Regions from separate parts of the Homo sapiens genome. Here region 2 is linked to region 1. Evidence: chromatin loops called from intact Hi-C (ENCODE). Cell type or tissue: CD4-positive, alpha-beta T cell. All regions are shown on one strand. Links, peaks and the distances in the headings refer to the core of each region. The heading gives the core; the rest is flanking DNA.

The links. Peaks named below come from ENCODE experiments on the same cell type or tissue, not always from the same donor. Only the 100,000 strongest peaks of a DNase experiment are listed, where the experiment ranks them.
Region 2: it touches region 1 in a loop (4-fold over the local background); 45 of 110 quality-filtered maps call a loop at or near these places.

Annotation. Positions count from the first base shown.
Region 1 is chr6:52,665,501-52,678,274 of GRCh38, forward strand. It overlaps TMEM14A (transmembrane protein 14A), which reads left to right and starts at 5,613. Exons shown (of 5, transcript NM_014051.4): 1 at 5,613-5,745; 2 at 11,587-11,672. The coding sequence starts at 11,603. LOC730101 (a long non-coding RNA gene) reads left to right here. Exons shown (of 3, transcript NR_024405.1): 2 at 889-1,018; 3 at 1,249-3,653. RefSeq lists enhancers at 4,829-5,329, 5,318-5,477, 9,758-10,318. In CD4-positive, alpha-beta T cell, for the core only: no CTCF peak of the experiment used is centred there; a DNase peak (open chromatin) is centred at 5,591; H3K4me3 peaks cover 1,283 bases; H3K27ac peaks cover 354 bases.
Region 2 is chr6:53,062,409-53,075,182 of GRCh38, forward strand. It overlaps FBXO9 (F-box protein 9), which reads left to right and starts at 2,996. Exons shown (of 13, transcript NM_033480.3): 1 at 2,996-3,384; 2 at 8,649-8,735; 3 at 11,073-11,231. The coding sequence starts at 3,382. It overlaps LOC128031835, which reads left to right and starts at 3,194. Exons shown (of 1, transcript NM_001414736.1): 1 at 3,194-3,265. The coding sequence starts at 3,194. The coding sequence ends at 3,265. RefSeq lists a silencer at 2,919-3,488. In CD4-positive, alpha-beta T cell, for the core only: a CTCF peak has its summit at 8,481; a DNase peak (open chromatin) is centred at 8,503.

The DNA.
Region 1 (12,774 bases), core at 2,854-7,853:
GTCTGAGCTGCATGTGGCCAAGTGCACTGGGGGAAGCAGAGTTTAGGAACTTGTTCCTGTATGGATTAAGTGGGAAGTGAAAAGTATTAAATATATGGGCGGGAGTGGTCCAGGAAGGGGAGAGTGGACATTTAGTACCTGTTTGGGCCCCTGCACTAAATGCTTCACATATAAGGATTAGAAAAACACCCAAAGATTCTTAGATAAGCATTTCAGTGCCATTTTACAGAAGGAAAAACTAAGATGCAGAGAGGATTAAGCAACTAGAAGAGACCACATAGTGAGTAAAGCGTGGAACAGCAAGGATTCCAACCCTGTAGCGCAGCTTTATGTCTGGAGGAAGCAAGTCTTAGACTGGGACTGTCAGGCCAGGAAGAAAACTCAGAGCATGGACAAAAGGTTCAGAGGGAGTGAGGACCGATTTATATGTGTTGAGGTAAACCAGGTGGATTTCTGTTTTGGAGAAAATTGGGAAGTCAGGCTTAGGTAGAGGGTGGTGTGTTTGGAGGGGATAAAATATTTTGTGCACCTGTAGTTTGTGTATTCCACCTGTGGTAGAATCTTGTGGCTCAGAAAGAAAGAACCTGCCTCGGGTAATGCTACTAAGAAATGCCAAACAGAATTAGAACCAGAGTCTACTTAACCCCCTTCTCAGAAGAAATTGTCCAGGTTTTAGCACTGAAAGTCTTACATCTTGGGAAACTGAACCGTCCCAGTTTTAATGCTAAAAGTCCCTCATCCTGGGAAATCCCTTAGCTGTGGTTTTAGCACTGACAGTCCTGCTTCCTAGGAAACTCCTTACTTCTGGTTTTAGCCCTGAAAGTCCCCAAACCCCTTAGTCCTTGGCAAATCTGGATGATTGATCCACTTACCCTTCTGTTGGAACAGATCCTAGAGCAGAAGGAGCACAGGCTGGGCTGCCATAGCATGGACCCCCAAAAAGCCACTGTCATGAAGAAATATCCTGTGAAGAAAATCTTTGCAGGGCACCTGAACTCCCAAAGCCACTGAGGAGAAGGTAAGGGAGTACTTTGGTGAGTTTGGGGAGGTGAATTTCTCCCCAGGATATGGTTTATGCTCCCCACCAGCCACCAGTGGATGCTTTTTTCTGTTTTCCTTGGCTGGTGGAGTTGTCAGTGGAGCTGCTCTCACCTCCTTTCTTGCCTTTGGAGGGCCGCCTTTTCTGAGTTCCCTTTAGGGCCTGAGCCAGGGGAAGGCATTGGCCCTGAGCTTTGCCTGTGTTTCCAGATGGAGGCCATTGAACTTTCAGTGGATCCAAAGTCTAACAAAAGACAATGTCTTGTTTTCGTCACCCCCCAAAGAAGAGGAACCTGTGAGAAATATTCTGGAGAAATTTAACACCATCAGTGGAAGCAAGGTGAGGAGTCTCTACCTCCATGTGCCTCCCCTCCTGCCTCTGGAGAGGTAGCCCTTTGGTTAATGGCAACCCAATAGGGTAACCAACCATCCCATTTTAGCATTGAGAGCATTGTGTCCTGGGAGACCCTTCCCTGGAATGTAAATAATCCTGGTTTTAGCAACAAAGTGTGGAAGGTTGGAGGAAATGCACAAAACCCGTAAGTTTTAGAGGGTCTGAAAGCAACATTGTCTATCAAATGGATACGGCACAGATTATTCATCTTTACTTGTTGTCACCCATTTGACCACTGATACTGGCAACCATAATTTGTAGTTCAGAATGGTCATCCATCCATCGTTGCATCATTCAAAGTGATGTGGCTTAAGTGTATATAATGATTATTAATAGTTCATCTTCGACTTTGCCTGTGGATTAATTGGTGTGCTTTGTAACAAGATAGTGCTAGTTTAATTTTTTAACATTGTGAATATTGTGACCATGTTTTCTAAGAGGTCAGATAATGAGAATGGTTATAATACCAATGCAACCATGACCCCATCACTGAAGAAGAAGGCTAAACGACTATGTAATTTTGATGATGGATGGAAGGACACATACTACTGAACTAGGAAGGTAAATAACCAAAACAGAGCATACTACATAATATACAGAAAAAAATTTGAGATTGGACATGGTGGAGAAGGGGATGTGCAAGCACATATGGAGGGCAAATCTCACAAGTAAGATGGGACAGGTGAATGCTTCTAAACCAATCAAAAATACCTTTGTTTCCCCAAAAGACACCAATGCTCAGTCAAAAATAGCAGCTGCTGAATTAGCATGGGCATACCAGGCAAATAAGCCTGCATTGTCATAGCGTTCCCTTGATTGCTCTATGAAACTGAGTAAAGTTTCATTTCCTGATTCAAGAATTGCAGCTAAAATATCCTCTGGACAAAGAAGAAGGGAAATTTTTTGATAACAGATGTGTTGGCTCCTTACAGTATAAAGCCAATTTCTGTCATATCTCACCAACAATCCTGGTTTCTACAGTACATCAATTTTAAGTAATATGCCAAATCATGGCAGCAAAAATATGTTCCCTCTAGCTGTTAGGTACTTTGACTTGAAAACAGGAGTTTCAAATCATCTTCTTCATTTCTGTGAGGATTTTAATGAAACTGCTGAAATCATAAAATATTGTTGATATTTTGTCTAAATACAAACTAGACTTAGCTCATCTATCTGTGTATTCGTCAGACAGTATAGATGTAAAATTTTGGCAAATTGCATTCAGTCTACAAACTTCTTACCAAAGAAAATGAAAAGATCTTATCCATTCAATGCCTTGTACATCTTATATACAACACTGCTAAAAAGGGATGTGAGTTGCTTAAATGTGACATTGAGACTTTCATAATGAAAGCTTTTGGTTACTTTTCAATTTCCTCAAAAAGTGCAAAAGCACTTATGGAGATTTTTGACTTCACAGAAATGGAAGGTAACCTCTTTAGACGTGTGCCTGCAAGATGGCTGTCATTGTAAGTGAGCCATAGAAACGATGCTAAAATGTTGGCCTGCCATAAGATCATATTTTCAAAGGACAAGAATAATGTCCTTTGACATTGTTTGAAATCTGAAAGGAGAAAAAAATCAAGAATCTGAAGTGGGCCTTAAAAAAATCAGTAAGTCCCTTGTGACTCTGATTTTTATGAATCTGTCTCTCAAAAGCCAGGGTGCCCCCAGAAGAACTGAGACAAACTGAGTTTCTGAACATTTGAAAATGAGGAGCAGGCTCAGGATCCACAGGGTGTAACCATCCCGTGAGGCCCTGCCTGAGCAGCCAGCCAGTCAGTGAGGCTCTTCACCTTACTTCCATTTCTCTGATTCCATCTATGTACAACTTACGAAAACTTGCATTATTATAGACTGGGAGTTCTTAAATTGGAATCTGTGAATCTAAAGGGGCCAGAGGATAGAAATCAGGAAATCTGAAAACTTCGATGGAAAAAAGTTTTTATTTATTTCCATCAGGAAAATAGGCAACAAACCACAGCAGTATTAGTACCTGTGTCTCTGTCATCACTAGGAATCACAGATATCCACGTTACAGATATCTTAAAATATTTATGTACAGCACCACTCTGAAATTATGGTAATAATTAGATCCACCCCCTAGGTCTTGTAATCTTTAATATGTTAATAAAGAAGCACATCTATTATGTGACAGATTTAAATGTTTAAGAATTTGATTTCAATGAAATTGCATTTCAATAAAATTGGCTTCCTTTGCAATCCTGTGTATTTTATTTTGTGCATTTCTCCAGACTGCCAAAGAGGTTGGTGACACATTGAAAGTTAAGAGTCTCTGCTGTGGATCATGCATAGAAAGCTTTACAAAACAGTTGAGGGGAATAGGCTTTCCTGCATCCTTACCTTGGGCTGCAGCCTTTCCATTAGCTGGAGAAGGCAGCAGCTGGTGCCTATGAGTTGAGAGGGCAGTGGTCCCTTTGCCTAAGAACCATCCTGTTCCCACATATTCAAGGGTATGGAATTCCCATAATATTCAAAGAGTTTTTCTTTAGTTTTAGGTGATACGCCTTGAGTAGGAATATCATGAGGCTGTTTCCAGCTTCGAGTATGTTGGTGATAGGGTGTAAGGGATCTCAGAGCATCTAGTCTTGTCCATATCTTAAATCCAGGCACTGAGGTCCAGAGGGGAGTTATTTACCCAGGTCACATCAGATGAAGATAATGAAGTATTCCAAGAGGATTTTAGTTTTATTCCAAATAGGGTAAGTGTTCTGAGAGTGTGAGGAGAGAAGGTGAGGAGGCTGGGGTAAGGATGGGCATAGAAGGGGATGGAAAGGAGGGCTGAGAGAACTCAGAACCAAATTTCAGGCTATCACTTTCTCCACGCCACATTCCAGTGCCTTGCCATCAACTCTTCTGTGAATCTTCAGGAATTTTATTAATTCCCCAGGACCAACTTAGACTTTCATAAGTTAGATGTAGTTATATTACTTCCCTGAAGCACTTTTATGCACAAAGAATAGATGTAGCAAACAAACTTCACAAGATTTAATTTTTGAGTTTCCTTTTTTATTCTGAGGAATTCCGCTGTAATTCTCAGTGACACAGAACCTCTAGAGCTACTTCACTATGACAACCTTCTTCAAATCTCCAAAGGGCTGTTACATAAGGAAGAGGGTCGGAGTTCTGTATTCAATCAAGAAGGCAGAAGATTGAGATGATAAGTTGCTACAGGGAGGCATAATTTAAAGTCAATTTAAACTGTAATCCCAGCACTTTGGGAGGCAGAGGCGGGAGGATTGCTTTGAGCTCAGGAATTCAAGACCATCCTGGGCAACACAGTGAAACCCCGTCTCTACAAAAAAAAAATAGTCGGGTGAGGTGGCACACACCTGTAATCCCAGCTACTTGGGAGGTTGAGGCTGGAGAATCGCTTGAACCCAGGAGGCAGGAGGCAGAGGTTGCAGTGAGACGGGATGGTGCCACTGCACTCCAGCCTGGGCGACCGACTGAGATCCTGTATTTAAAAAAAAAATAAGGTCAGTTTAAGTTTCGTTCCTGGGATTGAGCGGATTGCCTTGCATTAGGCAAGGTTTTAAGTGCTTTCCAACTCTGGAATTCTATACCTTTCCCAGTAGATATCTAAACCCAGCAAATCCTGGGCCTGAAGTTTAAAACTAGGATCCTCGTCTCCCAACCACATCTAGATGATCCCATAGTGTAATGAAGGGTGCTTGGGCTTTGACACCAGGCAAACTTGGATTTTGACCTGGGACAACTAAGTCACTTGACCTCACTGAACCTTAGCTCCCTCCACTGACAGTGGGGACAGTCTGCTGGAGGGTGTGTAGAAGACCTCGGGTTGCCTTTTGGAGGTTCTGGAAATGTCCCTTGAAAGATGAATGGAGTTAATTTAAAAATCTTCGCCTTCTGTAATTTTGGCTTCTTGCAAACACGCTTCCTGCCAGTCCTGCTCCGTCAGGCGGGAGGCAGCAAACCCCAGCCCTGGCTCCAGGACAGGGCCGAAGGCAGGATAGACGGAGCAACGGGTCCGGCTGCCGCCGGGATGTTGCAGCACAGGGCCTCCTGGCTGCCTGGCCTACAGGCCGCCCGGATTCAGCCGGAGGGCATGGACCGGGTGGAGTCCTGCAAGGCGAGAAGGGACACAGCGCATGCGCGCGGCAGGGAGGGCGTTTCCAGGAGGGAGCGGCCTTTGCTCAGCGCGAGACGGCTGGGCGCCGAGTGGGACAGCGCTGGTGCGGAGACTGCTTCCGGACTCCAGGTACCGCGCTTGGCGGCAGCTGGCCCCAGACTTCTGTCTTTTCAGCTGCAGTGAAGGCTCGGGGCTGCAGGTGAGCTGTGCATCCCGCAATGGAGACCTTCCTGCTCTGAATTTTCTTACAAAACTGCAGAAATATAAGGGGCGTTGCTTAGCGGGCATCCCCTCCCCCGCGCCAAACCTGTACAGCAAACGATGATGCAGAGGACCTTGAGGGGATTTTGCAGGGCATCGGTCTTACCTCCGCGGTATCATTTTTCTCCTCCTCCCGAGTTTCTGCCTTCTGGTATCCCTAAATATCCCACCTATCCTGCCTCCTACCTTCCTGGATCTGGGGTGGTGGGGTGGGCTCATGGACCATTGCAAAATGCTTGGCAGGATTTTAACCTTCTCAGCACCACCCAGACCCCACTCGAAAATGTGCCTTTTGTGCCCTCCAAGAGCTCAAGGGTAGGTAATTGTTATATCTTTAGCATGTGAAAATGCTTTTTATGTAACAGTTCACCGAAAATCTCTTAATTCTCCGAATTTTGGAGGATTTGGGGCGGGCAGCGAGGCTGTCCCCTGTCACCTTGTTTTGTACCTGGTATGGTAAATCGTTTTGCTGCATTGCATCCAAGATGCGTTTTAGTCCTTCCAAGGCTTGAGCATCACATTTGTGATGAGAGCGTGTGATGTGCTGTGCACATCCTCTCCCACCTTATCCCTTCCATGTTAACACAGCCTCTGGCTTTAATGTGTGCTTCTGGCCTGGCCACATGGCTCCGTCATGGAATAGGTGATTCTTTTGTCTGAATATTCTCTGTGAGAACAGAATCTTCTTGCAAGCATTGGGAGTAGATTTATTTTGCCTCTTTAGAACAACAGTCAGTTCGCTAAGGAGATTAAGGGGCTACCTGTTTCCTGGCAATAAAGCTGTATTGGGTAGGTCAGTTACAGAATGTCTTCAGGCAGAAGCTGTTCCTTTGGTTCACTCACTCATTTATTCATTTAACAAGTATTTTAAGTACCTGCCTTGTGCATGGCAGGGTTCTTGGTGCTGTGAGGAGGACAAAGATAAACTGAACCTTGGTTTGCCCTCAAGGAGCTTGGCTGGCTGAGAGTTGAGAGAATCCCAACCAAGTAAAAGGGTATGGGTCCTCAAGAGAAGATCGCAGGAAGAGCTGGGGGGCTCAGGATGGAGTGGAATTAATCTTTCACAACAGCTACTTAGCTTTAGGAGAAAATTAGGTCTAGAAGTTACACCTGATAATGAAAGAACTCTCATAAGCTTCAGATCTGTATGTAAGGGTGTTTTCCGGACTGTGTGTTGGGCGTCTCAGACTGAATACATTCTAAACAGGTCCCATCATTCCTAGCCACCTCCCTCTTCCCACCGCCACACACCTGCTGCTGTTCCCATGTTCTCTGTCTCAGGGAATAGCATGAGGCTCCCCGACTCCCTACTTCTCCTAATGGTCTAAGCCAGATACCTAGGGGTGAGTCATCTCTGATTCACCCCTGACTTTCCCTTCCCGCCTCAAATTCAATTCTGATTCTACCTCCTGAACTTCTGAAATCTGTCCACCTTCTCTCCATTCTCATTGCCATTTCTCTAGATAAGCCTACCGTTATCAACTAAGCTCTTGCTTACTTTACTGCAACAGCTTCCCGATTTATCTCCCTGCCTCACTTCACAACCCATCTTCACTACTGCAACTGGGAAGTGCTTGCTGGAATTTAAATCTGATTGTGAGGCTCCCTTCAGTGATCCTTCATTGCCCTTAGGACGGAACCAGACTCCCTTTACGGGGCTTATGTGGGTGTACAGCCCTGTCTTTCTCACCAGCACCCTCTCTTTTCACAAGCCCCTTGCACTTTTCATTTTGAGAACATGCTTTCTTGTGCCATTAGGGCCTTGCACATGCGCTCCCTTCTGCCAGGAACACCCTTCCCTGCACCCTCTTCACTTGACTTATTCATGCTCCCCTGTAGGGTAAATGCACCTGACAGCAATAATTAAAGCATACCCTTAGAATGACCCTGTGTGGCAGATGAACCTGAATGTGTTTTCTGAACTAGGGAACCCAGGCCTGCCCAACCCAGAGATTTATTTCTTGTCTATGAAGAACATCTGAGCCCCTGCCCCACCTGTCCCATAGAACAGGGGCCATACGGGGAATTGAGGCCTTGAATTTTGAGTTAAATCAAGTTGCCAGGTAGAGGTCATTGAGGGGAGGGTGTTAAGTGAAAATGCTGCATAAATTGCATGATGTTTGCAAGCGGTTGTTTTCCTGCCCAGCTCACCACCACTGGACTCCCTCCTCTGTTTGTAAGCCCCTAATGGGTCTCTTTTGGCCTCTTGAACCTGTTGCCTTCCTTATTGAGGTTAATAGGGGTTTGGCACAACATCTCTCCAAGGTCCCAGCTGGGACCCTGTTTGATCTGGGCATCCTTAGGCTCCCAGTCCTTGCTGGGTGCCACTCCTTGTTATGGTACCCACACCTCTCCTCTTAGGGCTCATTCACACATCTGCCTCCTACAGCTGTGTTGTACTATAGTTCCTGGAGGACCAAGGCCATGTCTTAGCACTTACCATTGCTTCCTGCTGCCTTGCCTAAAGAAAATGCTAAATAAATAGCTGTTAAGTCGAATTGACTACAAATATATGTTATAATACTATGGTATGATTCATTAACTAAATTACAAATTCACCCTACCTCAGTTTTCTCAGTGTGCTGAAATAGTAATAGCCTTACACATGTCAAGCTTAAAATAGGTGTAAGGGTGAATGAGAAGAGTAATCATTGGAGCAGCTAATATTTGTTGAGTGCTCAGTATGTGCAGGCACTGTTCTAAGTGCTTTACAGTATTAAATCATTTAATTCTCAGAACAATCCTATAAGGTAGATATTTTTGTTATCCCTATTTTAAAGATGGAGAAACTGAGTTATTGAGGTTCCACAGCTAGTAAGTGGTGGTATCAGGTTTGAAGATAAGCATACTTTATAGCATATGGTTAGCTCCTTTAGAAAGATAATAAGTAGGATCAAACATGAGAAGTTCATGGGGCTGAACATTGTAAGTTACCAGATGGAACACAGTGCCCTGTGGTCACAACTTTAAGCTATGAAGAGCATGTGATTGATCCAGAATTGAAAACTCTGAAGAACATGTTTGGTTTACATGTTCGCTTTTTTTCAGCAGCTAACTCAGTTATCAGAGGTGATGTTGCATAGAGGTTAGGACTGAGACTTCCCTAAGTCAGAGATCTTTGTTTTGCTGTATAACCTTCAGGCATTGCTTGCATTCTCTGTGTGCCACTTTCCTCATCTGGAAAATGAGGATAATCATGACAGTACATACCATAGGGTGTGGTCATGATTACATGAGTTGATACACATAAGGCACCTAGAATGCCTTAGAATGGCACCTAGCACATAGTAATTGCTCAAAAACATTATAACCTCTTTATTATTATTATTTGTTTAGCCATCATTCAGTCAGCAAATGGTTTTTGGACCCAGGTTCTCCCTACATGCTACATCCTACTGTACCACTTCTCGGCCACAGATGAGCTCTCCTGTTTTAATTCTCCTTCCTGCAGATGATGAGCATTTTTCAGTGTTGCCTCCTTTTTGGTGCTGTCATCTCCTGTGCCTCAGCTTCCCTCCCCCATACCCTTCCTCATAGTAAGTTCTAGTGGATGACTCTGAGATCAGCTCAAAATTCTTCTTCTTTTTTTTTTTTTTTTTTTTTGAGACGCCCAGGCTGGAGTGCAGTGGCACGATCACAGTTGATTGCAACCTCTGCCTCGCAGGTTCAAGGGATTTTCCGGTCTCAGCCTCCTGAGTAGCTGGGATTACAGACATGCACCACCATGCCACGTCCGGGTAATTTGTTGTATATTTAGTAGAGAAGGGGTTTCACCATGTTGACTGGGCTGGTCTCAAACTCCTGACCTGAAGTGATCCACCAGCCTCTGCCTTCCAAAGTGCTGGGATTACAGGCGTGAGCTACCTCGCCTGGCCCCTTTTTATGTTCTACATTAATTTATTACCAATTGATAATGGGAGATAAAAGGCCCATTAACCTAAATGATAAGCAATGAGAAAATTGTAAAAATATGCAAGGAATCTCACTTACCATTCCTCACATTTACAAAGATAATTACCTTCCCTGTGGAAGAAATATAGACGTGAGAAAGCTCAGAAATAAAGGCACCACTAGGGGTCTTAGAACTTAAAAAGCTGTAAAGAACTCCAGAACTCTTTTCATCTATTCTCCTAACTTGCAGGGAGAGTTGAGGGTGAGGGAGGGGCATGGTCTGAGGCCCAGTGGCCACATCTCTAGCCTGTGGCTGGCACGCTATCTACTGCATCTGAGAGAATTGTGGGCAGGGTTTCAGTGGAACTTCTCACCACTGGGTATGTTTCAGCTGCTGCTATGATGCACAGTAGGATGTCATTGTCATCCATTTAACTTCATGCTGGGGCTATATTGTATTCTTTAGTGATTTGCCATTGATTAAGTGTGGATGTCTCTGCTACCACAGAAGAGCTATCTTGCAAGGAAACTAATGACAAAGCCATTGTTTAAACTGAATTAGTCAATCTCCAAGAAGACATCCATCTGTAAAGAATGAGAGGACTAATATCTGTACAGACATGAAAGAATTATAAGATGGAATTGTGGAAGTTAAGGAATTTAGAGGAGGAAGAAGGCATTTGCTCCAGATCACTTTGATAGTACAGACTAGAGTCAAGGAAATTAGGAGGTAATTAATAAGGGTAGAAGTCAGGGGAGAAGGTTTAAAGGGAGGTGGCATACAGGGGATAGTCGGGCTTTTGGAGGTGGACAGGGAGGGAGGACATTTCAGGCATGGAAGTGAAAAGTGAAGATTGTAGTGTCACAGTTCAGTGAAGAGACCTGGCTGACCAGAGCAGAAGTTTTATTTGGGTAAGTGGAAAGAATTGAACAGCTGAGAGTATGGCAGATCTTGAAGACAGGCAGAGGAGAATCAGCTTGAGGTACCCCCCAGAGTGTGCTTAACAGTGATGAGGATGAAGGGGAAAGTAGAGGGTTGGGAGAGGTGAAGTTTGAACCTCTTTTTTCCCTTGAGACAGGGTGTCACTCTGTCATCCAGGCTGGAGTGCAGTGGCACAATCACGGCTCATTGCAACCTCAACCTCCAGGGCTCAAGCAATCCTCCCAACTCAGCATCCTGAGTAGCTGGGATCACACGTGCATGCCATCACACCCAGCTAATTTTTTGTATTTTTACTAGAGATGGGGTTTTGCCATGTTGATCAGGTTGGTCTCAAATTCCTGGGTTTAAGCCATCTACCTGCCTTGGTCTTCCCAAGTACTAGGATTACAGGCGTGAGCACCATGCCTGGCCGAACTTCCCTTTCTTTAGTAGACTAGAGAAATTAATTTCTGTAATTCTGTGGAATGTCTTTGTATTAGTCATTCTCACACTGCTCTAAATAACTACCTGAGACTCGGTAATTTATGAAGAAAAGAGGTTTAATCAACTCAACTTCCGCAGGCTGTACAGGAGGCGTGGCTGGAGAAGCCTCAGGAAACTTATAATCATGGTGGAAGGCAAAGGGGAAGCAAGCATGTCTTCACATGGCGACAGGAGGGGGAGAGCACGTGAAGGGGGAAGTGCTACACGCTTTCAAACATCCAGATCTTGTGAGAACTTTAGATCATGGAACAGCACTAGGGGGATGTTGCTAAACCATTAGCAGCCACCCCCGTGATCCAGTCACCTCCCACCAGGCCCCACCTCCAACACTCAGGATCACAATTCAACATGAAATTTGGGTGGGGACACACAGCCAAACCATATAAGCGTATCATTTTTAGATACATTCCCTCCCCAAAACTTTTTTATTTTGTATAATTTGTCCTTTCCCCCTTGCTTTAGAATTGCAACCTTGCCAATGGACCTGATCGGTTTTGGTTATGCAGCCCTCGTGACATTTGGAAGCATTTTTGGATATAAGCGGAGAGGTAAGCCTAACCCAAATTTTCATGAAAGGGAATTAGTGGGGGTTTGGAGGTTGTGCTAGGTCATGTGAGGCTCTGTAAGTAGGATGAGAAGCTAAAGATGCCTTAGAGGTGGCTGAAGACCAGCGTGTCTTGGAAGGGACTCATGAAAGGAAGAGGCTTCCGTGGGGCTGAGCATGACAGAGTGTTCCAACCTGGGGGTTCTGGGCCTCTCTTCCACCACAAAACTCTCACTTCACTTCATCATCAGTTGCATAGTTAATTGATTTAATCTCCCTCAGGACCACTGCTTATTATTAAATGAGGATTTTTTTTTTTTGCTTTACATAATCGTGGTACCAAAAAACTGAGTTATATTGATCCTGTGTGTTGTAATGAAAACATTGTTAAATATTCAGTTATCATATCCAAAGTTGTCTCTTCACCTTTGTCCAAAAGAGGGGGGAAAAAAACTCAGGTAATCAATTAAAGAGTTTTCATGGAGAAAAAGGAAAGGTCAAATTTTTTTATTTTACTTTTATTTTAGAATCATTTATAGTTATGATGTCTCCTAGTTATGTTTCATATATATACACAACCTTTAGTCATCTTTCTGACAAACTGTCTCTTACGTTTTAATGACATTTTTTAAATGAAGTTTTTTATTTCAAAGGGTATTGTATTTGTGGCAGTGGTTGACTTGAATTTGAGTGAAAAAGCCAGGTCTACATGGTTACCAGTTAGCTTCCTTCCTTAAAGGCTGCTAAGAAGTCAAAGACCAGAAGCACCGTATAGCTCTTGTAGCTGGGGGGCTGGCAGGTAGAATTGACCATCATCTACGATTCCTTAAAGCCTGTAATTCACCTTGGATTTTTGTTCGTTGTTTCTGTCTTAATGTATGTATTAGAGATGTGTATTTGAAGGAAAAAAAAAGATGATGGCACCAAAGTAAGACCTGTAAACCAAGTACTCAGAGGTTGATGTTTCACAATCTACTTTAGAAAGAACTCAGTTTAAAATGCTAAGATTGTTTTTGAAAAAAAATTTTCACTGTCAAAGACAATGTCTAAATAACTTCTATTACAGAACAGAAAAGAACATCTGGGCATTTTTGCCTGCCTTTATG
Region 2 (12,774 bases), core at 5,560-10,559, 400 kb after region 1:
CCTCTGTAACTAGTTATAGGGAATCTGACACTAACACGTAATTTTATAACACATTGATTTATGTCATAAGTGATATTGTAGACATTACCTTAAATCATCCTTATAAGGCTAGAGCGGTTTGAATAAAGAAGTTGCTTCCAGGTCCCTGATTTTAAATTTACATAATTGTTCTAAGCCAACAGTTCTTAAACATTAGCGGGAAGCATCAGAACCACCTGGAGGACTTGTTAAAACAAACTCCTGGGCTGCACTCTCAGAGTTTCTGGTGCTAATGTTGCTGGGTCACACTGCTGTAAGCAACACAAATTTAATTAATAAAGCAGTAACCCTTTGACACTTTGTGGACTGTTCTCTGAGTTTACAATTCCCAGCTGATCATATCAGTTTTTTTCTCACTATTTTTATTTTTGAATTCTACAGACTGAAGATTGTTTTTTACTGAAAAAATCTATACCAAGACCTGAATCCTTCTCTCCTCTTGATCTTGTGGAAGAAACATGCAAGATATAAGACAGTCAAGCTTCTTTAGATTTCCTCTCCCAAATGGAAAAAGGTCATCTGGCCACTTGACATATGTATAACATTGATATCTACCTTTGTGTTTACCTATTTAACAGCCAGCCCATATGGCAAATGAAAACTGAAAATCATTATCAGTGAAAAGATAGAGACACGACAAGGAATCTAACAAGTCATATACTACTCCCATGAAAAGCAATTTCTAAAGTAAAATGATCAGTTTTAGTCAAATTGTCCAAGCAGGTCTACCTGGCAAACAAAGGTACTGTCTTGGTCTACCTTTTAGCAAGAGTCTGCTAGGCTAGTAAGTAGCCTAGATCAGTAGTTTTGGCCTCAGGAAATTATAATCCTGTAAATATAATATGAGAATATAACCTTGTAATGAGGTCTAGTGGATACTGTGGAACTGACTGAAAATAGAAAATTAGTAGCTATGAAGCATAACAGTATTTTAATGCTCAATTTATCTTTACAAATATTATTTTATTAAGCTTTAATTACTTGCTAGAATAAAAGAAACCATCTGTGTAATTGACCAGGCTATTTTAAACTAGCACTCAACATTTTAAATGAAACAGATTTGTTCCCAAACTATTTCAATACTTCATTCTCAGTATGTAAGAGTCACATTTATCATTTTATTCTATTATAAATCTTAGATTTAACCTTTCCCCCCAATTTAAATTTCAAAATTCAATTTTAAGGAGTTCATTGGGAGGAAATTTATCCTTAAAAAGACTTAAGCCCTAGAGTCTCCTTTAAAACAAAAAATTTAAATTTTTGGCCTCTTTTAAACAGTAAGGCATTTTTTATAGGTAGCTGACTTAGGGTGCAAATAAAAACACACGCATCCGAAGGGTGGATCCCAATATTAAAACATGGCAGGCCGGGCGCAGTGGCTCACGCCTGTAATCCCAGCACTTTGGGAGGCCGAGGCGGGCGGATCACGAGGTCAGGAGTTCGAGACCAGCCTCACCAACATGGTGAAACCCCGTCTGTACTAAAAATACAAGAATTAGCTGGGCTTGGGGGCGCTCGCTGTAATCCCAGTTACTCAGGAGGCTGAGGCAGGAGAATTCCTTGAACCCGGGAGGCGGAGGTTACAGTTAGCCGAGATGGCGCCACTGCAATCCAGCCTGGGCTACAGCGAGACTCTGTCTCAGCAAAACAAAACACGGCATTTGGACTTCCTTATTGTAGCTCGTTCTCTCTCCCCTTCACTCTCTCGCTCTCTCCCCTCCCTCAGCACTTTCACCTCCATTTCTGTGCCAAAGATGTACTACAATTTTTTTTTTTTTTGAGACGGAGTCTCACTCTGTCGCCCACGCTGTAGTGCAGTGGCGCGAACACTGCAACCTCTGCCTCCCGGTTTCAAGCGATTCTCCTGCCTCAGCCTCCTGAGTAACTGGTATTACAGGAGCGCGCCACCAAGCCCAACTAATTTTTGTATTCTTAGTAGAGACGGGGTTTCACCATGTTGGTGAGGCTGGTCTCGAACTCTTGACCTCGTGAGCCACCCGCCTCGGCCTCCCAAAGTGTTGGGATTACAGGCGTGGGCCACCGCGCCCAGCGGATATACTGCATTTTTAATCTCTCCAGAATAGAATGGATTAGAAATTTAAACTCTGTAAACTCGTTGAATGTTTGGAAGCCTATTAGTCCCTGGCACCACTAGAAACTTTAAAAACTCAGTAAATGTTTGCTAAATTAAAGTTATAGGCTATGAAGCCTATCAGTTTTCACAAAACAGGCAAACCCGTAGTTAAAAAGATTTAAATTGTGTAAAAGCAAAGTATCACCTTATGAACAAGTACATTCACTCAAGAAGAAATCAGGTAGTTTGGGCTTTAAGAGGTGGGGCCGAGGACCAAGTGTAAGTTCCGGTGCTCAAACCTGAGCGGCCGACTACAAATCCCAGAGTGCCTCGCGGGCGCCGTCTCCACGGCACTTGGGTTTCAGGGCCATGGAATCGCAAGCCCTTTTCGCACTGCATTATGGGATCTGTAGTGAGACATGCCTTGCGTTGGCTCTTTCCTCCTGCTGGGCGCCAAAGCGCGTCTTTTCCTCAATCTCCAGTCTGTCTGTGCTCTCAAAAACTTTAGTCGTTATAACAACTGTGACTGTTGAGAAATTTCACTGTTTTCCTGCATTCCTGGCGCGGGACTCTAGCCAGAGGCTCCGAGGACTTTGTAGCGACTGTCCCAAGCGTCCAGTTCGATGCTTCTCAGGGCGGCTTGCTTTAAGGGCCCACCCCTAAATTTGGGTTGTAAAAATTTTTGAGGTAATGCTTGTTCAAGTTCGCTTAAGTGTTCACTCAGCCCAACACGCGGGTTGGGCTTGAGGTTCGGCACCCGGGCAGCCTCACCCCCCGCGTCAGGCGCGCGCACACAGTAGGTCCGCGACCCTTAGCCCTCCACTAGGCAGCCCGCGGGGATGGGTGGCCGGGCCGCCCACACGGGCAGCACCGGCACTGCGCATGCTCGGCGCGTCGGCGCAGGTTTCCGCAGCTGAGGGGGCAGCTCCGCGGCGGCGTCCGGGGTCTCCAGTAGGGCTGACGCTCCGGTGCTCGCACAATCCCCCGCCTCGGCTGGCAACGGGCGTCCCTCCACTCCCCGAGTCCCCGGCAGCCGCCGCCACCCCAGCGCGCCCCGATCTGGCCCCCTGCCCCGCGAAGATGGCTGCCGTACGCCGGGCCCGCAGTTATTGCCGCTGCCTGGTGCGCTTCTCCGACCGAGAACTCTGCTAAGCTCCGCTGCAGAGACAGGCAGGAGTAGACACCCGGACACCCAGCACCCCTCCTCCGGGGGGCGGTGCAGAGGGGGCACGGAGAGCCCCTCGAGCGCAGCAGGCCGCCCCGCCAGCATGGTAACCTGGCCAGGGGGCTCGAGGGTGGACGCCGCGGGGCGGGAGCGTGGTGTGCAGAGGGGCCGGGCCTAGGGCTGGGGGTCGGCGGGGACTCTGGGGAGGAGTGGGAGCTTCACGGCTGCCACCCGTTAGAGGGCCCTGGCCTGAGAAGGAGTGCGTCGGGGGGCGGGGGGTGCCAACCCTGGCTTCTCCCCAGGATTCCTTCCTGCTGAGCCTCCCCAACCCCCGCCGAGCTCGATGTGAGGAGGAGGGTTTGCAGGACAGCCGGGGAAAATGTCCCTTCTCGGCTCACTGAGTATATTGAACCAGTCTCGGTCCTCTCAAGGGATTTTATCAGAAGCATTGAGCATAGATTGAGGTAAGCTGTCACAGCGCCTGAATTCGGGAGGGAGCTCTGGCAAGAGGAGACACTTGTTGATTGCTCTTCTGCGGAAAAGCCAGGCCCACCGACAGTCCCTGCCGGCACCTTGAGGAGCCCTGGGTGTAGGACGCATCTGCCCCGCGAGGCGTCATTCCCTGGGAGGATGTTGGCAGGCGGTCCTGGCGGAGTGGGGTTGGAGGGTTCGTCTCCGCGGCGTCGGTGCCGTCCAAATGAGAGACTGAGCTAAGTTGCAGAGCTTGACAGTGCAGATTCCATGAGACTGTTCCATATTGGAATACGTAGTCTCTGCCCTATGCCTTTCTTTGGTTTAGAATAAATTGTTCATCTGAGAAACTAATCTCTGGCTGGGGCTTAAAGAATCAGGGATGCAATAATTCCAAACGATTTAATTTATAGTGGACTCAAATATTTATTGCATAAATGAATGGCTGAATTTATTTTTATTAAATTAATCTGGAGGATAGAAAAGGCAATTGCCCCTGCCCCTAAACTTTCAGAAGTAGTTCTCTGACCGGGATTAAGTACTTAGCCTTTATAATTTATTAATCGCACCTGTGAAACAGGAGTAACATGATGAAGACATGGACTACTCATACACATGAGCTATTCAAGTGAAGGTGATATTTAGGTCAAACTCGATTATGAAAAATAAAAGGAAAACCTCCAGGTGGCATCTGAGGCCCTACTTATTTCAAGTAGTAGTTGAATTGACCAAATGTCAACTCAGCCGATCCCAGATATAATAGTTTGTTTTTGTGATCATACTGTCAAAATCAAAGTAAGAATGGTTTAGAGCTCCACTGTAACACAGGGGAGAAGAAAGATGCTGTCTATATTACACTTCTCCCATTTCCTTTCCTCATCCTTCAGATACACATTATCCAGATGGCATTTTATTTGTCGATTCAGCCAATATTTTTGAGTACCTATTAGCCTGGCATAGTGTGAGACTCTGGTACAATACTAGATCTTCAATATAACCAAACCTGCAAGGTGATTTATGATAAACTTTTAATCACAGAATGTCACATGAAAAGGGACCTCAGTAGATCACCATACCTCTTTATAGATGTCCCATAGACATGACAGCTGAGGCCTAGACAGGCCTTTACTACAAATCAAGCAATGTGTTTGACCTTATGGTTACAGAGGTAACTGAGATGTGTTCCTGTCCTGGATGCCTTAAATCTAGTAAATGAAACAGCCAACCTCAGTACAAATGTTGTGATAAAAGTAAGCACAAGTGTTATGGGAACACAAAAATGTTGAAAAATGCTTCTGACTAAGATGAACCCTGAGCTGAATCTTGAAGAATGAGTAGAAATAGCTAAGTGAGGAAGAAGGCATTCCAGATAGAGCAAGCAGCGTATGCAAGCCAACTGGACAGAGCAGGGGAAGCTCTTGAAGTCAGTTTAGAATGACTGCTAGGCAAGAGTTAGAAAACTAAATTACAAAGGATACCCCACAGAACTCAGGTCCCCTCGCATTACCTGTACTTAGAGTTTGCAATAATAAAGCAGACTCTTGAGAAGAGAGAGAAATACACTTCTCAGTGGGATTTATACGCTCAGTCTTTCATTACATATTTTCCTACTAATGGTGTTCTTAGTAGGAAAAGCTCCCAACTTAAAGAAACTAAAAAATAATGTATTTGACAATACATTAATCCTTAAATTTTCCATTTTTCTAGAAATTCATCTGAGTTCTTGATCTCATTTATTTCTTCACAGATGTGTGCTTTACAGTGTGCCCAGCATTTTACCATATACTAACTGGTTCAAGTCTGAAAGGCACCTCTGCTTTGAGTCTGCTTGCCAGAGATAAGATAGGAGGCAAGGCTAATTTATGTTCTGTAATATAGTGCAAGTATATCTGGTAGCTGTGTTAAAGATGTGTGTTAATATAAACATTACCCTCCCCCCCCTGGCCGCCCTGAAATAACATATGACTAAAATTTGCAATTGTAAAACTTACCATCTTTGGAACCAGTAAAATTAAATGGGTTTTATTATTATCTAGCTTACCTTGAAGGCCATTTCCCTGATTGCCACATTTCTTTACAGTAAGTGTTGAGCAAGTTTCATTTCCTAATAAATCTATTAGCTAACAGACTGAACTGAGGCAACATGCCATTTTCACTGGAAGGTAGGATTTAGTTTAATTTAGCAAACATTTATTGAGAATAAAAGGATAAAATTAAAGTCATCTGATTGAAACCTTTATTAGGCTCCAAGTCACACACAGTAATTCCAGTCTAGCTTTATTCCACTGAAGCCGATCCAATATATAAAAATTGGATTTATAGACAGATAAAATAGAAGGGGTTTCTTTACAAAAGCATTTACTATTAAAAGTCTTTGACTAAGCTTTCCTAGTACATATAAAATACACAGAAGTCATATTTTCATAGAACACATTTAATAACATGCTAGCTGTATAAAAGAAGTGACATCATCTTACGGAATATATATATATATGTGTTTTTTTTTTTTTTTTGAGACAGGGTCTCTCTCTGTCTCCTGGGTTGGAGAGCAGTGGTGCAGTCTCGGCTCACTGCAACCTGCATCTCCCAGGCTCAAGCAATCCTCTCACCTCAGCCTCCCGAGTAGCTGGGGCTACTGTGTACCACCACCCCCTGGTAATTTTTGTATTTTTTGTAGAGACGGGGTCTTGCCATGTTGCCCAGCCTTGTCTCAAACTCCTGGGCTCAAGCAGTCCTTCCACCTCAGCCTTCCAAAGTGTTGGGATTACAGGCATGAGCCACCACACCCTGCCTGGACTGTATTCTCTTAAGTGATCCATGAAGCAAAAACTATCTGCTACAGCCAGGTATGGCTGCACAAGCCTGTAGTCTCAGCTACTCAAGAGGTGGAGCAGAAGGATCTTTGGAGCTCAGGAGTTTGAGGCCATCCTGGGCTGCATAAGGAGACTCTGTCCCAAGAAAGCAATAACTATTTGCTGAACTCCATAGGACAACTAAATGTTACTATTTTCTGAAACAAAGTTGTTATTTTTAGCCACCTAACAATACATTTTAACCTAGAACCCAGTGGATTTGTTTATTCTACAGTATCAAAAAAAATTCAAGTATCAAGTTATATCTGATTGGTATCATTAAACTTACCTGTGAAGAAGATAACTATAAAGAAGCAATGTTGTATTTCATTAACATGAAACATTAGAGTATTTTCTGTTTTGGGACTTGTAGAAGTTTATGGACACTAAAATTATTTGGGCTTTTTGCCTTAGACTCAATTATGTTTGGAACATCTGTCACAGCACCTTGTCAACTGCATTCTAGAACATTTCTCCTCCTGATGGAAAATACAACATGACCTATGAGGCAGTCTTGCAAAAGAAAAAAGAAATAGCAGAATCTAATCTAGCCTTTCAAGATCCTGCCACAATTTATAGGAAATAAGAGTAAGAGGTCAAAGGAACATATTTATTGACACCTCAGCAAAATCTAGCTTCTACAGAAAAACGACCCAGTTTCATCCCAAATAAATTACAAGAAAAAAGAGTGAGGATTACAAAAGACTTGAGACATATCAAGCAATTACAATGTGGACTTTATTTGAATCTTGATTTCACAAACTGTGAAATATATGTATTTTACATATGACATCTTGAGAAATATGAATACTGTGACTTGATATTTGATCTAAGGAATTACATTGATAATTATTGAAGTTGGGTCATGAGTACTTAGGGATTAATTCTCTTTAAGTGTTTTTCTCATAAAAAGTTTTAAAGTCTTGTAGAACTAAAAAAATACCAAAGATGTTCTAATTTTATTTCATTTTTTTCTAAGAAGAATAATATTTTTCTTTTCTTTTTTCCTTTTTTTTTTTTTTTTTTTTTTTATGATGGGGTCTCTGTCATCCAGGCTGGAGTGCAATGGTGCAGTCTCGGCTCACTGCAACCTCCATCTCTCAGGCTCAAGCAACCCTCCCACCTCAGCCTCCCAATTAGCTGGGACCACAGGCGTGTACCACCACGCCTGGCTGATTTTTTGTATTTTTAGTAGAGATGGGGTTTCACTATGTTGGCTAGGCTGGTCTTGAACTCCTGACCTCAAGTGATGCTCCTGCCTCAGCCTCACAAAGTGTGGGGATTACAGGTGTGAGCCACCGCACCTGGCCAGAAAAAGAGAAAATAATTTTTATTATAGATTATCAGTAGTTATGTATATTAATGAAGAATTTGGCTTCATTTACCTAATTAGATTAATCATAAATCATTTATGAATAGTAATAGACTTGAATTGTTACTTTATATTACACAGTTGGCCCTCTGTACCTGCAGGTTCTGCATCCTGGGATTCAACTGTGGATCAAAAATATTTGGGGGAAAAAAAGCAATACAACAATAAAAAATAATACAAATTAGGAAAAATATACTACAAGAACTATTTACATGGCATTTACATTATAAGTAACCTAGAGATGACTTAAAGTATATGAGAAGATGTGCATAGGTTATATGCAAATATGCCATATGAGGGACTGGAAAACCCAGGGATTTTGGTGTCCTGGGGGCTCCTGGAACTAATCACCTGTGGATACTGAGGGACAACTGTAATTAAATTGATTTTTGGATGGATGCAACTGATGTTAAATTTGGCGGGGGGGAAATGTTAGGATTCACAATAACGTGAGTACTGTGGGTTGGAGTAGAGAATATGCTTTTCAGACTCATTTTCCTTTGGAAATTAATAGTAAGGTCTCAAGTGCCCCCTACAGCCTTGCTACTCAAAGTGGGTTCCACAAAGTGTTGACAGTATGGTACTAAATAGAAAGTGGCTGAATGAGAAATGTAGATTGCAGAGGGCAACTGGTGTGTTTATATGCCTGACATTATTTGGGTTTTCCCCCCTCAGGCAGAAGCTGAGGAAGATTGTCATTCTGATACTGTCAGAGCAGATGATGATGAAGAAAATGAAAGTCCTGCTGAAACAGATCTGCAGGCATGTTTCTTCAATTGTGTCTTTGATTTTTATTCCATTGTTCCCATACATATGCAGAAATTGATCATAATCATGGGTATTTGTAGGTTATTACTGTTTGCATGGAATTTAACTGTTTCCATACTGGTTTATAGAATACTTAAAACTATGTTATGGCTTTCTTTGTGAAAAGAAATATCAATAATGGTTGCTTGTAGTTTAACATGGGTTTAAAGTATTCAAACTAAGGCTTACGCATGACTCAAAACCCATAATCTTAAAAAGATTGATGGGTTTGACCACCTAAAAGTTTAAAACCTGTGTATAAGAAAAGGCATCATAAATAAAGTTAAGAGAAATAGCCAGCTGGAAAAACTGTTTATTATATATGGGCAGAGGATTCATCTCATTACATAGAGCACTCATATATTTGGAAGAACAGAGGATAAAAAGATATGAGTGGACTGTTAATGGCAAAATAATACAAATGGCCATTAAATATTTGAAGAGATAATTAGCCTCATTAATAATTTAATCAGATTGGTGAATAATGTGCATCGCTGTCCAAGCTGTGAGAACACTCATGCAGTGTACATGAAAATGTAAATTGGTACAGCTTTCTGGAGGGCAGACTGGTGATATGGATCAAAATGAAAAACATGCATTCCCTTGATACAGCAATTCTACTTCCAGGAAATTAATTTTAAGGAAATAGTGGGGAAAGTAAATATGCAACTATAAAGATGTTTAGTATAGCATTGTTTATCTGGAAAAACATCATACAACTTAAATATTCATTACCTGTTATTAAGTAATGATGCATCCATACAGTGAAAACACTACAGCCATTTAAAAGGATGAAGTAAATCTTTATACATTAAAAGAGAAAAAAAGTTGCTGTAACTAGTTAAGTGTGTCTCACTGCACTTGTAAGGTTAATAATAATTATTTGGAACAGCTCATCTAGTAGACATTGAATGCTGCTAAAGATTCTGCAGGTCAGAGATCTATGTGTAACAGGTTAAAAGCGTAGCAACAAAGCAGTGTACAGAATATAGAGAAAAATTAATTTAAAACATTCTAGATACGTCTTTTTTTAAAAAAAAAAAAGGAAGCCAGGAATAACATATGCATCCCTGTTAGCAATGGCTGCCTTTGGGCAGAACGTGTAACCCAGTTTGGGTTCCCCAGGAAGCAGACTAGGTGAAGATTGCTGTGCAGGAAGTTTATTAAGGAGTATTCTTGGGATCAACACCTATGGAAGGGAGAGAGGGAAACAAATGGGCAGGGAGAAGACCAGCTGCAATGCAGTCTTAATGGACTGCTTAGCCATCCTCGAGGGAGTTCTGAAGATGAAATACCCTTTCAGAGATGACCTGAGTTGCAAAGAGCCAAGACTTTATTAGCCGTTGATCAGTCATTGGGTGGGGATTGAGAGGACAGTGTGATTTTGCTGAGGCAATACCCAAAAGGGCTGACAACTCAAGTGTTTTCAGATAGAACTCTCAGCAGTTTGGGTAACAAGTTCTTTATTTCTGAAAGGGAATCTGGGCAACACACCAGAGTCTACCTTATAGGGTTCACTTTTTATGTGCTTTTAATTTTTTTTTTTTTTGAGATGGAGTCTCGCTCCATTGCCCAGGCTGGAGTGCAGTAGCACGATCTCTGCTGACTGCCAACCTCTGCCACCCGAGTTCAAGCAATTCTCATGGCTCAGCCTCCCAAGTAGCTGGGATTACAGGTGCCCGCCACCACACCTGGCTAATTTGTTTGTATTTTTAGTAGAGACAGGGTTTCACCATGTTGGCCGGGCTGTTCTCGAACTCCTGACCTCAGGTGATCCGTCTGCCTCGGCCTCCCAAAGTGCTGGGATTATAGGCATGAGCCTCTGTGCCTGGCCTTTACATTTTTGAAATAACAAATATTTGAAAAAACATTTTCTTTTTGAAATACAGAATGTTAATAGATTTTGGGCTTACCTACAGAATTTTTGGCAGCATTCTTAATGTCTACTAGATGATATAGTCATTAAAAAATTATTGGAAGCTTATAACTTCAGTCTGTAAGTGATGGCTTATATTTTCAATTCTAATTAAAATTTGGTTTTCCAATATAATTTGACTTTTGGTGTACTGACATGTATTTTATGCTAATTTTCTTGATTCTTTAAGTTTTGAGCAGAAAATTATTTTAAAAGATGTATTTAATGGATATTTAATAATTCAGAAGACAGTGATTTCTGGACTTAGAGTAATAAGTATATACGTGGAAGTAGATAGATGTTGGACATATTGATACATTGTTCCAGAGTTGAGCTACCCTTCCTTGATGAGTCCTAAAATGCTGTTCTCCCCATAGGCACAACTCCAGATGTTCCGAGCTCAGTGGATGTTTGAACTTGCTCCAGGTGTAAGCTCTAGCAATTTAGAAAATCGACCTTGCAGAGCAGCAAGAGGCTCTCTCCAGAAAACATCGGCAGATACCAAAGGAAAACAAGAACAGGCAAAAGAAGAAAAGTTAAGTATTATAGATATTGTAACAAATTACATTTTTTTTTTTTTGGCACATGGAAATTTTCACTGACACAGTAAGTAGGCATTATAACCAGACTTTCGGGACATAAACACATATCTTGTAAAATAAAAATTTTGACTAGTATACTAGTTTATATATTTCTCACAATTTCTTCTAGGTACTTTGGATGGTACCACTACTCCTGCATGGCTTTTTTCTCTGTGGGTACACTGTCTTCATTGAGCTGTCTTTTGTTAATTTATAGACCTCTGGGATTCATGTGGTTCCTAAAAGATTGGTGTCTCTGAATTTATTAACAGAACCAAAAAGAAAAAACAGAATTTTCTAAATTTATTAATAGAACCAAAAAGATTGCTCACATGTTAATGTCTTTCCAGAGGTCTTAATTTCATGCAGTATTTTGTTATATTTTGAATTGATCAGCTTACAATAATGCATTAATCATTTCCTTATTCTGGAAAATTTTGAAATATTTTCACACTGAAAATATTTTGAATGCTGTCTAACATTCATATCTCTTCTGGTACTTACTCACACAGAGTAGGCACAGCATACCATTTCATTTCTTATTCTTCTTCCATAGAGGCTGCCATCTTTTTACCATCAGATCCAAGTTTGTGTTTATAATTAGTCATCAAATAATTGGCATTACCATGATGACTTACCTTCTATCTCCTCTTAATTTTTATTTTGAAATAATTACAGGTCCACAGGTATAGGGAAGTCCTGTGTGCCCTTTAACCTCCTCCGATGGTAACAACTTGCATAACTATAGTACAATATCAAAAACGAGGAAATAGACATTGGAACAATCCACAGTTTACTTGGATTTCCTGAGTTTACAAGCACTTGTCTGTGTGTATGTGTATAAATAGTTGTTTGCAGTTTTATTACAAGGTAGCTTCATGTAACCACCACCACAATCAAGATACAGAACTGTTTTATAGTTATATACTCCCTTTCCCTAGCCATTCGTAACCACTGGCAACCACTAGTCTGTTCTCCATTTTGTAATTTTGATATTCCAAGAATGTTGTATAAGTGGAATCATCCAGTATGTAACCTTTTGAGATTGGCTTTTTTCACTAAGTATAATTCCCTCAAGATCAGTCCAAGTTACTATGTATCAGTAGTTTGTTCCTTTTTATTGCAGAATAGTATTGCATGGTATGGATGTACCCCAGTTTAACCATTTATTGGTTGAAGGACATTTGAGTTGTTTCCAATATTTGGCTGTTATGAATGGAGCTATGGAAATATGTGTGTAGGTTTTCTCATGAACATAATTTTCACTTCTCTGGGATGAAACCCCAAGAGTACAATTGCTAAGTTCTATAGTAAGTACATGTTTGATTTTAAAAGAAACTGCCAAAGTGTTTTCTAGAGTATCTTATATTAAGTTCCCACCAGCAATGTATGAGTGATCCAGTTCATCCTCATCAGCATTTAGTGTTGCTACTTTTTAATTTAATTTAATTAATTTATTTATTTATTTTAAGACAGAGTCTCACTTTGTCGCCCAGGC